Linked DNA regions of Homo sapiens: region 1 is linked to region 2. A link is an interaction called in ENCODE POLR2A ChIA-PET data of the cell type or tissue named here. Cell type or tissue: MCF 10A. All regions are shown on one strand. Each heading gives the region's core, and the rest is flanking DNA. Links, peaks and the distances in the headings are about the cores only. Region 1 overlaps SEMA3C (semaphorin 3C). Region 2 has its middle 94 kb from the start of SEMA3C.

What was found. Peaks named below come from ENCODE experiments on the same cell type or tissue, not always from the same donor. Only the 100,000 strongest peaks of a DNase experiment are listed, where the experiment ranks them.
Region 1: POLR2A ChIA-PET joins it to region 2 with 7 read pairs; 2 of 35 experiments call an interaction of 5 or more read pairs at or near these places.

The regions. Positions count from the first base shown.
Region 1 is chr7:80,849,197-80,854,590 of GRCh38, reverse strand. All of the region lies in intron 2 of SEMA3C (semaphorin 3C), which reads left to right. Among named protein-coding and RNA genes, the nearest start is that of SEMA3C, 67 kb to the left of the region's middle. In MCF 10A, for the core only: no CTCF peak of the experiment used is centred there; a DNase peak (open chromatin) is centred at 2,500.
Region 2 is chr7:81,010,551-81,015,944 of GRCh38, reverse strand. No RefSeq gene overlaps it. Among named protein-coding and RNA genes, the nearest start is that of SEMA3C, 94 kb to the right of the region's middle. RefSeq lists an enhancer at 2,551-3,054. In MCF 10A, for the core only: no CTCF peak of the experiment used is centred there; a DNase peak (open chromatin) is centred at 2,674.

The sequences.
Region 1 (5,394 bases), core at 124-5,123, 160 kb after region 2:
GAAAACCCCAGGTGACTCTCACAATAATTACCTCAGCCCTACCCAAAAACCTTGGTCTCACCCAGGATCTAACAACTAAGAAGTTCAGTTGTGAGCCCAGTAGTGAGGCTCCAGAACTGAGTTCTAGTTTAAGACTGTCGTCTTTCTAATGGGAGGTATACCTATGCTGTTTACCTATGCTGTTAAGCACCTCCACTTGGCAAGAGGGAGTTGTTGCTTTCCAAAGCATGCTCAGTTAAAGGAACAGCGAGCCTCCCCTTTTCCTGTACCTTCATGAGCTGCCATTTAGTGCAAGTTCATATGGAGTCTGATCTAAATGTCTCTGGGCAAAGAAGAACAAATGGAGATCCTTGAAAAGGCTTTTTGTCATTTTCTTTGAGAGCATCTTTTTGGGGTACATAGAGTCTTCCAGATTTATGAGAATATTTTTATCAATAACCTTACCTAAAACACATAATGTATTTTTCAGGGTCATTGTGATGTCTCACTTATAAACATACTATATTAATTAGAGCAAAATAATTTTTACATTTCTCAATGACCTGAGTTTTATTTATGGAGCTTATAACAATAACTTTGTTTCTTTTTTTTTCTGTGAAATGATGTCCAAAATGAATCTCCTTTTTACATTTTTTTTATTTTTAATATTCATGGGTACATAGCAGGTGTGTATACACACACACACACACACACACACATATATATGGGGTACATAAGATATTTTGATACAGGTATGCAATGTGTAGTTATCACATCAGGATAAATGGGGTATCCATTGTCTCAAGGATTAATCCTTTTTGTTACAGACAGTCCAATTAGTCTCTTTTAGTTATTTTTAAATGTACAATAAATTATTGTTGACTGTAGTTAGCCTGTTGTGCTATCGAATACTCCATCCTATTTATTCTAACTGTATTTTTCTGCCCATCAGCCATCTCCACTTCCTCTCCAACCCCTCCTGCCACTACCCTCCCAGCTTCTGGTGACCATCATTCTATTGTCTATCTCCCTGAGTTCAATTGCTTTTATTTTTAGCTCCCATAAATGAGTGAGAACACATAAGTTTGTGTTTCTGTGCCTGGTTAATTTAAGTTGACATAATATCTTCCCGTTTCAACCATGTTGTGCAAATGACAGGATCGCATTCTTTTTAATGGCTGAATAGTTCTCCATTGTGTATATGTACCACATTTTCTTTATCTGTTTGTCTGTGGATGGACACTTGGATTCCTTTCAAATCTTGGCTGATGTGAATAATGCTGCTGTATACATGGGAGTGCAGATGACTCTTTAACATACTGATTTCCTTTCTTTTGCATATGTACCCAGCAATGGGATTGCTGGATCTTACGGTTGTTCTATTGTTAGTTTTTTGAGGAGCCTCCAAGCTGTTCTCCATAGTGGCTGTACTAATTTACATTCTCATCAATAGTATGGAAAGATTCCCTCTCCACATCCTCGCCAGCATTCGTTAGTGTCTGTTTTTTGGATAAAAGCCATTTTAACTGGGGTGAGATAATATCTTATTGTAGTTTTGATGATCAGTGATGTTGAACACCTTTATGTATATCTGTTTACCATTTGTTTGTCTTCTTTTGAAAAATGTCTATTCAGTCCAGGCACGGTGGCTCATGCCTGTAATCCCAGCACTTTGGGAGGCCGAGGCGGGCGGATCACGAGGTCAGGAGATCGAGACCATCCTGGCTAACATGGTGAAACCCCGTCTCTACCAAAAGTACAAAAAATTGGCCAGGCGTGGTGGTGGGCACCTGTAGTCCCAGCTACTCGGGAGGCTGAGGCAGGAGAATGGCATGAACCCAGGAGGCGGAGCTTGCAGTGAGCCAAGATTGCGCCACTGCACTCTAGCCTGGGCAACAGTGTAAGACTCTGTCTCAAAAAAAAAAAAAAAAAAATGTCTATTCAGCTTTGCTCACTTTAAAATTGGATTATTAGGTATTTTCCTATTGAGTTGTTTGAGCTCCTTATATATTCTGGTAATTAATCCTTTATTATGTGTATAGTCTGCAAATATTTTCTCCCATTCTGTGGGTTTTCTCTTCACTTTGTTGATTGTTTCCTTTGCGTGCAGAAACTTTTAAACTTGAGATGATCCCGTTTTTGCTTAGTGCTCATGGGGTACTACTCAAAAAATCCTTGCCTAGACCAGTGTCCTGAGAGTTTCCCTAATGTTTTATTTTAGTAGTTTCATAGTTTGAATCTTTTCTTTTGAAGAGACAAGTGAATAACAAGTGACACCGGCTACTGTATCAAGGGGATAACCATGCATTTCAAACTAGTAACATGAATAAGGTCAGGGTTGAAGCTGCTACAAGTAGCAGTAATGTGAAAAGCAGTGTATGAGAGAGTGTCCTGACTCTCCATAGGGATTTCTGTCAGATACCTACTGAGGGGATATAATAAAGGGGTTCGTCTGCTTCCAACCAAATGTGTCCAAGAGTCTTCTAGTTCCAGAGTGGTGATGAAATGCCTCATCTGTGGCAACACTCTGTCATTGTTTGCATTAGCAGCCTGAGTAACTCTGTATAAGAGTAACAAGCTCAGGCATTTAGAGAAGATCAAGGGTTTCAGAAGTGTGGAAAAACAAACCAAAACAAACGTTTTTCATGATATTCTCCTTCCATCATATTTTTATCATATTAAAATTAATATCTTTACTTTTATAGTTTCTAATGTAAATACAACTAAAATTAACATTGTCTTCTTTCATGAAAATGTACCACATTTTAGGCAGGTATATTTCAATTTGTTTTTACTAGTAGTGGATTATATTCAACTTTTTTTTTCTTTATCACTTGACATCATTTGTGGCCATTTTGTGCTGTGACTGCCTATCGCTGTCTACGTGTTATGATACCATTATCCATAAAAGGCAGTTTTTCCCCTCCTGCTTAATGATGCCCTCTCAGCTGATTCTGGCACTCAGTTAGGTCTTGCTCCTTTGAAACCATAGTTAGTATTGTCAGTCATACTCTGTGGTAGGCTAAGTAATGGCCCCATGAATGATGTGCTCATCCTAATCTTTAGAAACTATGAATGTCTTTTTTTTTTTTTTTTTTTTTTTTTTTAAAGACAAGAGTCTTGCTCTGTCACCCAGCTGGAGCGCAGTGGCACGACCTCGGCTCACTGCAACCTCCGCTTCCCAGGTTCAAGCAATTCTCCTTCCTCAGCCTCCTGAGTAGCTGGGATTATAGGTGCCTGCCCCACGCCTGGCTAATTTTTGTATTTTTAGTAGAGATGGGGTTTCACCATGTTGGTCAGGCTGGTCTCGATCTCCTGACCTTGTGATCTACCCACCATGGCCTCCAAAAGTGCTGAGTTTACAGGCATGAGACACCGTGCCAGGCCGAATGTCATCTTACATGGCAAAATTGACTTTGCAGATGTGAATAAATTTAAGCTCTTGAGATGGGAGAATTATCCTGGATTATCTGGGTGAGCCCTAAATGGAATCACAAGTGTACTTATCAAGAGAGAGGCTGAGAAACTGACACAGAAGAGAACGAAAAGACAACATGACCACAGAGGGAGAGATCGGAGGGAGGTGGTCTCAAGCCAAGAAATGAATAGAAGCTGGAAGAAGCAAGAAACAGATCCCCAAAGCCTCCAGAGGGACTGCAGCCCACCTCAACTTCAGTGTTAACTGATTTTATACTCCTGGTCTCTAGAAGTGTGAGAGAAAAAATTTTGTGTTTTAAGTCACCACGCCTGTAGTAATTAGTTACAACAATCACAGAAAACTAATATACACTGATTCAGAGATTATGCATGCATCGATTTAATACTCTTTCTTTTAGAAAATATAATTATCAACAAATGAGCATAGATACAGAAAAAGTACAAAAATCTTCAGTATGTATGACATACCACACTAGTTAGCAAAAGATACCATACTTGTCTAACTACCGTGCAGGCTGAAAAATATGTCTAGACCCTTTTTGTCACTCCGGTGACCGTCTCCTCCCTTCTCCCTGAATATAACCACCAGGATTACTTCTATGACCATAGATTACTTTTGCCTTTTTTTGAACTTTATGTAAATGGAATTGCATAGTATATGTTATTTTGTGTATGACTTATTTTGCTTAATGTCTTGAGAGATTCACTGGCATTTTTATATGTAGAAGTAATTAATTCTTTTTTATTGCATTGTAAGAAAAATGCAATAATTTATTTACCCAGTCCCCTGTTGATGGACATTCATACCATTTCCGTTTTAGAACTATCATGAATAAGACTGCTGTTAACATTTTACACACATCTTTTGGTATATAACTAGAAATTGAATTGTGGGGTCATTGGTATATATACATTCAAATTGAGTAGATAAAGCCAAACCATTTTCCAAAATGGTTATAGAAATTTATATTCCTTCCAAAAGTATATGATAATTCTAGTTGTTCTGTGTCTTTGATAAATCTTGGAAATAAACAGCTTTCTTTTTTACCATTATTTAAAAACAAAGTTTGAGCCGGTCATGTAACTATAGAGTAGTGTATCATAGTTTTCGTTTATATTCTCTGGATTATATTTGAACACTTTTCAGTTTGTTGGTCATTTAAATATCTTGTAAGACATTTATTTGAAGCATTGCCCATTTTATTTTAGTTTGTATTTTTTTAAATTAGTTTCTAGGAGTTTGTTACACATTCTCAGTATGAGCCCTTTATAGATTATATGTGCTTAGAAATCTTTTCTCATTATTTGTATTGCTTTTTCACCATATAATGGTAGTGTTATATAAATGAATATTCTAAATTGTAATGTATTCTAACAAATCATTCTTTTCTTTATGATTTGTACTTCTTTGCCCTATTTAAGAAACATTTGGCTATCACAAGACCACAAAGATTGTCTCCTATTTAATTCTCCAAGAGTTTTGCTGTATAACTTTATACTTAAACTTCTGATAGACTTGCCTTCCAGAAACAATATGCCAATTTATATTTGCACCAACCAAGAATATCTGTTACTCTGTACCCTCACTTATAGTGTTTATTTTCTTTCTTTTTGATCCTTCAGTTATGAAAAGGTGCATCATTATCTAATATATTCATTAATGCCCGTCTTTAAGAACATGTATTTTTATGCATATACATTTGTATGCATGAAATAGAGATAATGATAAAAGAAACTTATAGTTGATCAGTTTAAAAACAAAATATTAAGGATTTACAATTAAGGAAAAGTATTTTGTCAGCAATGGTGATTTTCTTTTTATGTAGCTGTCTACTCAGCAAAAGCATCGGAGTTTTACTAATGGCCACTGTTGCTAAAACTTAGTGTTGCTACTTGTTGGGTTTGAAATTGTAGGTGGAAAGCTGTGTGTAAATTATATAAAATGAAGTCAAAGTATATATTCTTGTATTCTTTTTA
Region 2 (5,394 bases), core at 312-5,311:
TACCTGGAGCTGTACATGACATTTTTTTTTTTTTGGAGACGGAGTTTAACTCTTGTTGCCCAGGCTGGAGTGCAATGGTGCAATCTTGGCTCACTGCAAACTCCTCCTGGGAGTTCAAGTGATTCTCCTGCCTCAGCCTCCTGAGTAGCTGGGATTACAGGCATGCACGACCATGCCCAGATAATTTTGTATTTTTTAGTAGAGACGGGGTTTTTCCATGTTGGTCAGGCTGGTTTCAAACTCCCAACCTCAGGTGATCCACCTGCCTCAGCCTCCCAAAGTGCTGGGATTACAGGTGTGAGCCACCAAGCCCAGCCTAAAATGACAATTTTTAAAAATTTAATTATACTTTGTTATTATTAGATCAAATATTATCATAAAGAATAACTTTCCCTCCCTTATCATCCAAAGCTCTTTGGACAGTATGAATTATCAATCATAAGGAAAATTCAGACTAAATTCTTGATTATTTCATTTTAGTTGCTAATTTAAGGAACAGGTGTTGGTGCCAAATTTCTCCAGTGGTGTTGTTCAATGAATTTCTTGATTCCTTTACAATTCCTGCACCCCCAGCCCCACCTTGTTCTCTCTCTCATCTCCACCTCTTTCAATCTCTCATCACATAATAAACTCAGAACCCTATTTTAATGTTTTATATAATTCCCTTAATCATTCTTTCTTATGTTCAAATTATTCTCCTATATTTGAAAAATGTGAGCTATTTATGTTGGTTTCTGTGTCCTTTTACACAAAATAACAGAGTTTGACAGATGCTTGATTATTGACTCACTGAAATTCTCCAGGTTGATTTATATATTTTCTGCCACATGGCTGAAGTCCAGTATTCTTTGCAAAAGCTATAATTCCTTTTAATGAGGAATGGTATTTTAAGGTGATAATATAGATAAGTAGTGTCTATTCCTATTGGGTTGCCATTGCTTCCAGGCATTTGCAATGAACGAAACTGAAAAATAATAATTGCTGTATAATTATATGTTGCAATGTAAATATCCTTGTGCTCATTCTTAGAAGTTATGTTAATTGAGATAATCACATAATTAAATAACATTTAATAAATATACATGTGGAATCTCTATTTCTGGTGATAGAAAATGACTTGTCTAACCTAACCCATGCTGTAGTGGGACAGCAAAGATTTGATTTGGGGTTTTCTAATTCTCAGGTAGATTATTTCCATCCCAACTCTATATCCATAGGGGGTAAAACCATAAAATATTAGCAATAAATTACTGTTTGGCATATTATAATGTTCAGAATAAATAAATATATAGAAGTTGATATAAAACATTTACTTTAATGGAAGACAGAGAGTTCATAACCTCTGTAAAATAATTATTTGATTAAATAATGTCAAGTTATAAACGCAGTTGAATAAGAAATGGAATTGCTGAGTCAAAATTTTACTCTGTCTTGAGTGTGTAAGTCACTAATGAGTCAACAGTTTCCACAGCCGTCAATATGCAAACCATAATGGTGAATAACTTGTTACATCTGAAACTATAATCCTCTCTCCCTGACTCTCTGAATTGTTACTCTTTGTAGATTAGTGCTTTTGAGATTTATTTAGAATGTCTATAATGATACCAAAGCTTTTAATGTCTCTAAAATATGTAAAAATTTGTGACTAATTCCTCCTTTAGAGCATGAATACATGTATCCTTCATAATAAAATATAGCGATATGAAATTTTATATACTAGACATATTTTAGTTTTAAAAATTTTACTCCACAATTTCAAAATAAAATGTTCCTATTTGTAAATACGTAATGTTTTTGACACAATTAAAAAATTTGGATACAATAATTTTAGGAAAATGCAGACCTAATGCATGAGATACAAGCATAGATAAGTTCCCCTCTTATCATCTAAAGTATCTGAATATTAATCTCTATATTTGATTTAGTTATTTGGTTTATATTTAGTTTTACACTAGACCTAGTCCTGAAAAATTAATACATAAAATAAAGATCAAACATAGGTTTGATATGTTTTAATTCACATCTAAAATATAATCTCACCTGAAAATGATTTACAGGGTTTTAAAATCATTTCAATAAGTTCTTATTCACTATCTTAATTCTTTTTTGGCAAAATCCAACTGCCTATTAATGTCCCTTAGCAGAATAAAAGTGAAAAGTCTGTCCAATGGTAACAGTTCCTGAGCCCCATGGATCTGCAACTTTTCAACTTCTGGAATTCTCTTGCTGCCATTGAAGCTTTCACTACTCATCTGACCACAGCACAACCCTATTTCTTCCCTCTCCCCTAACTGGAAAACTAGTGAGAAATAATATTTCAGGTCTCCAATGGATTGCAAAGGAAATTCCTGTAGTCTGTGATCAGTATATTCTTTCCACTCTAAATACTAAGTGACTATATATTTATATGTTTTTGCCATTTTATATTCTAATATAATCTGTTCTCAGATTCAGAAAAACTGGGATTCCTTTCCATTCCAATTCTTTCAGAAATAAGAAATCTTCCACTGGCATAGTGCCTTTGGGTTGCCTATTTAAAGAATTTCACACATATTATAGCAAACATTTTTCATGTTTTTATGGCTTTTATTAAAGCTTATGCAATACTTGTTAAATCACTCAGATTCTGACACTCAAAACAACATGAAACTCTTGAGTCATCAAAACAAATTTACAGGGAATTTCTGAGGTGGCTGCAATAGAGTAGCTGACTAACACTCCCACTGAGAACAACTAGAAAAAAACAGATATAATTACAAAGAGGGAGAGGCTTCGTTTGAAGTCACTGGAAGAGTCGCTGAGGCTATCAGGACTTGAGGGGTCAAGATCCCTCAAAGAGGTCAATCACAAAAGGGTTACCTGACATTCTGTAAGCAGCTTTCATATTTAGATCATTTGCTGGAGAGAGAGATTGAGAAACAAGGCAGAAGCCAAAGCAAAAACACAAAAAGCTGAGAAACAAAATAGCTTTGGTAAACACATGAGGTATGTAGGGAAAATATGGTAGGATCAAGAGACAGAAATTAGTGTGAGGTATCTAGAACTTAAAAGGCAAAATCCAAGAGAGACAGAAGGAAAAAATGGGCTTACAGTTAGCAATACTTCTCTTTAATTTTTTAAATCTATACACAGAGAAAGAGTCTAAAAAAATTAAGAAGAAAAGTAGAGGCTGGGCACGGTGGCTCATGCCTGTAATCCCAGCACTTTGGGAGGCTGAGGCAGGTAGATCACAAGGTCAGGAGATCGAGACCATTCTGGCTAACACGGTGAAACCCTGTCTCTACTAAAAATACAAAAAATTAGCAAGGTGTGGTGGCGGGCACCTTTAGTCCTAGCTACTTGGGAGGCTGAGACAGCAGAATGGCGTAAACCCAGGAGGCGGAGGTTGCAGTGAGCTGAGACTGCGCCACTGCACTCCAGCCTGGGTGACAGAGTGAGATCCCGTCTCAAAACAAACAAACAAACAAAAAGGAAGGGACAGAAAAGAACCTAAGGAAAGTATGGGATGTTATGAAAAGAAAAAAATATATAGTATATGTGTAGAGTCCCAGAAACAGGAGAGAGAGCATAAGGCTAAAACAGTACTGAAAAGCTAATGTCTAAAAATTTTCCAAACTTGGCAAAAGCAGTTATGCTAAAGATCCAAAGATTGTATCCATAGCCTTAATTCAACTATATATAATGCAGAAATTAAAATTATATATATCAAGCAAGATAATTTCACCACATTAATAAAGAGGGAGAAAATGATAAGATAATGGCAAAAGATGAAAATTTTCTTTTGATAAAATTCAACACTATCAATAATAATAAAACTAAGAAAACAATGACTAGAATAGAACTTTTTTTTACCTTCTAAAATATCTACAAAGACCAACAGCAAACATTATACACATTAGTGGTGTGTTGAAAGCTTTACTCTTAAGGTCAGAAATAAAATACCCAGTATCATGTCTATTCAACGTTGTACAAGAAGTCCTAGCCAGTGTAATAAGGCAAGAAAAAGAAATAAAATATATAAATGGTGATAAAAGACTAAAACTACCTTTATTCACAGATAGTAGAATACAGAAAACCTAAATAATCCAGATTCTAAAAATAGAACACATATTATAGACCATAGATTCACATGATCTGTATACAAAAATCATTTTGTATACATTTACAATTTGTTAGATAATGAAATTTAAGAAAGATACCATTCATGAAAGAATCAAGTATCAAATAACTTAGAATAAATTTAATGCTAAATACACAAGCATCTAAACAGAAACTACAAAATGTCACTGACAAATTAAAGAAGGCCTAAACAAGCCAAAGTACATATTGTCAAAATATTTATTCTTCAAAAATTGATGGATAGAAAAAAACTAGTCTTCAACAAAATCCCAGAAGATTATTTTTCATGTTTGTGTGTTTAGAAGTTGGAAAAATGTTTTTAAAACTTGTATCAGAATTCCGTCGGGCACAGTGGCTCACGCCTGTTATCCTAGCACTTTGGGAGGCCGAGGCAGGCGGATCATAAGGTCAGGAGATTGAGACCATCCTGGCTAACATGGTGAAACCCCATCTCTACTAAAAATACAAAAAATTAGCCAGGCGTGGTGGCAGGTGCCTGTAGTCCCAGCTACTCAGGAGGCTGAGGCTGGAGAATGGTGTGAACCCAGGAGGTGGAGCTTGCAGTGAGCCAAGATGGCACCACTGTACTCCAGCCTGGGTCAGAGTGCGAGACTCCATCTCAAAAAAAAAAAAAAAAAACCATATCAGAATTCAAGAATAGTCAATCTATTCTCAAAGTAGAGTAATATTCACTGGTATATATCATTGGATATCTAGACTTATTTTAAACATTCTATTATTGGTGCAAGCAAGACAAATAGGCCAGAATAGAGTTCAGCAACAGACTTTCACTTACAGAGTCAGCTGTCTTACAAAAAGTGCCACTGCAATACAATGGAGAAAAGTAGTCTTTTCAATGCATGGCATTGATTCAGTTGGATATTCACATGGAAAAATGAAATAAACTTTATCTCCAGCATACACCATACACAAAAGTCAATTTCAAATGTTTGCAGACCTAAATGTAAAAGGTAAACAATACGTTTTTAAAACTTTATTAAGATGGGAGAGTAGCTTTCTTTCTTATTTGAAGTAAGCAAACATTTCTTAAGCAGGACCTAAAAGCACTACAAATTAACAAAAAATTAATAAATTCAACCTCACTAAAATTAAATATTTCAGTTCGTCAAAAGATATCACCAAAACTGAAAAAGCCTCAGAGTTGAAGATGTGGCAATATATCAATCTGCCAAAGGCTTGTATTCATAATGCATACACAAAAAACTCCCACAAACCAATGAGAAAAAAAACAAACAGAATCTCTAGTTTAAAGGA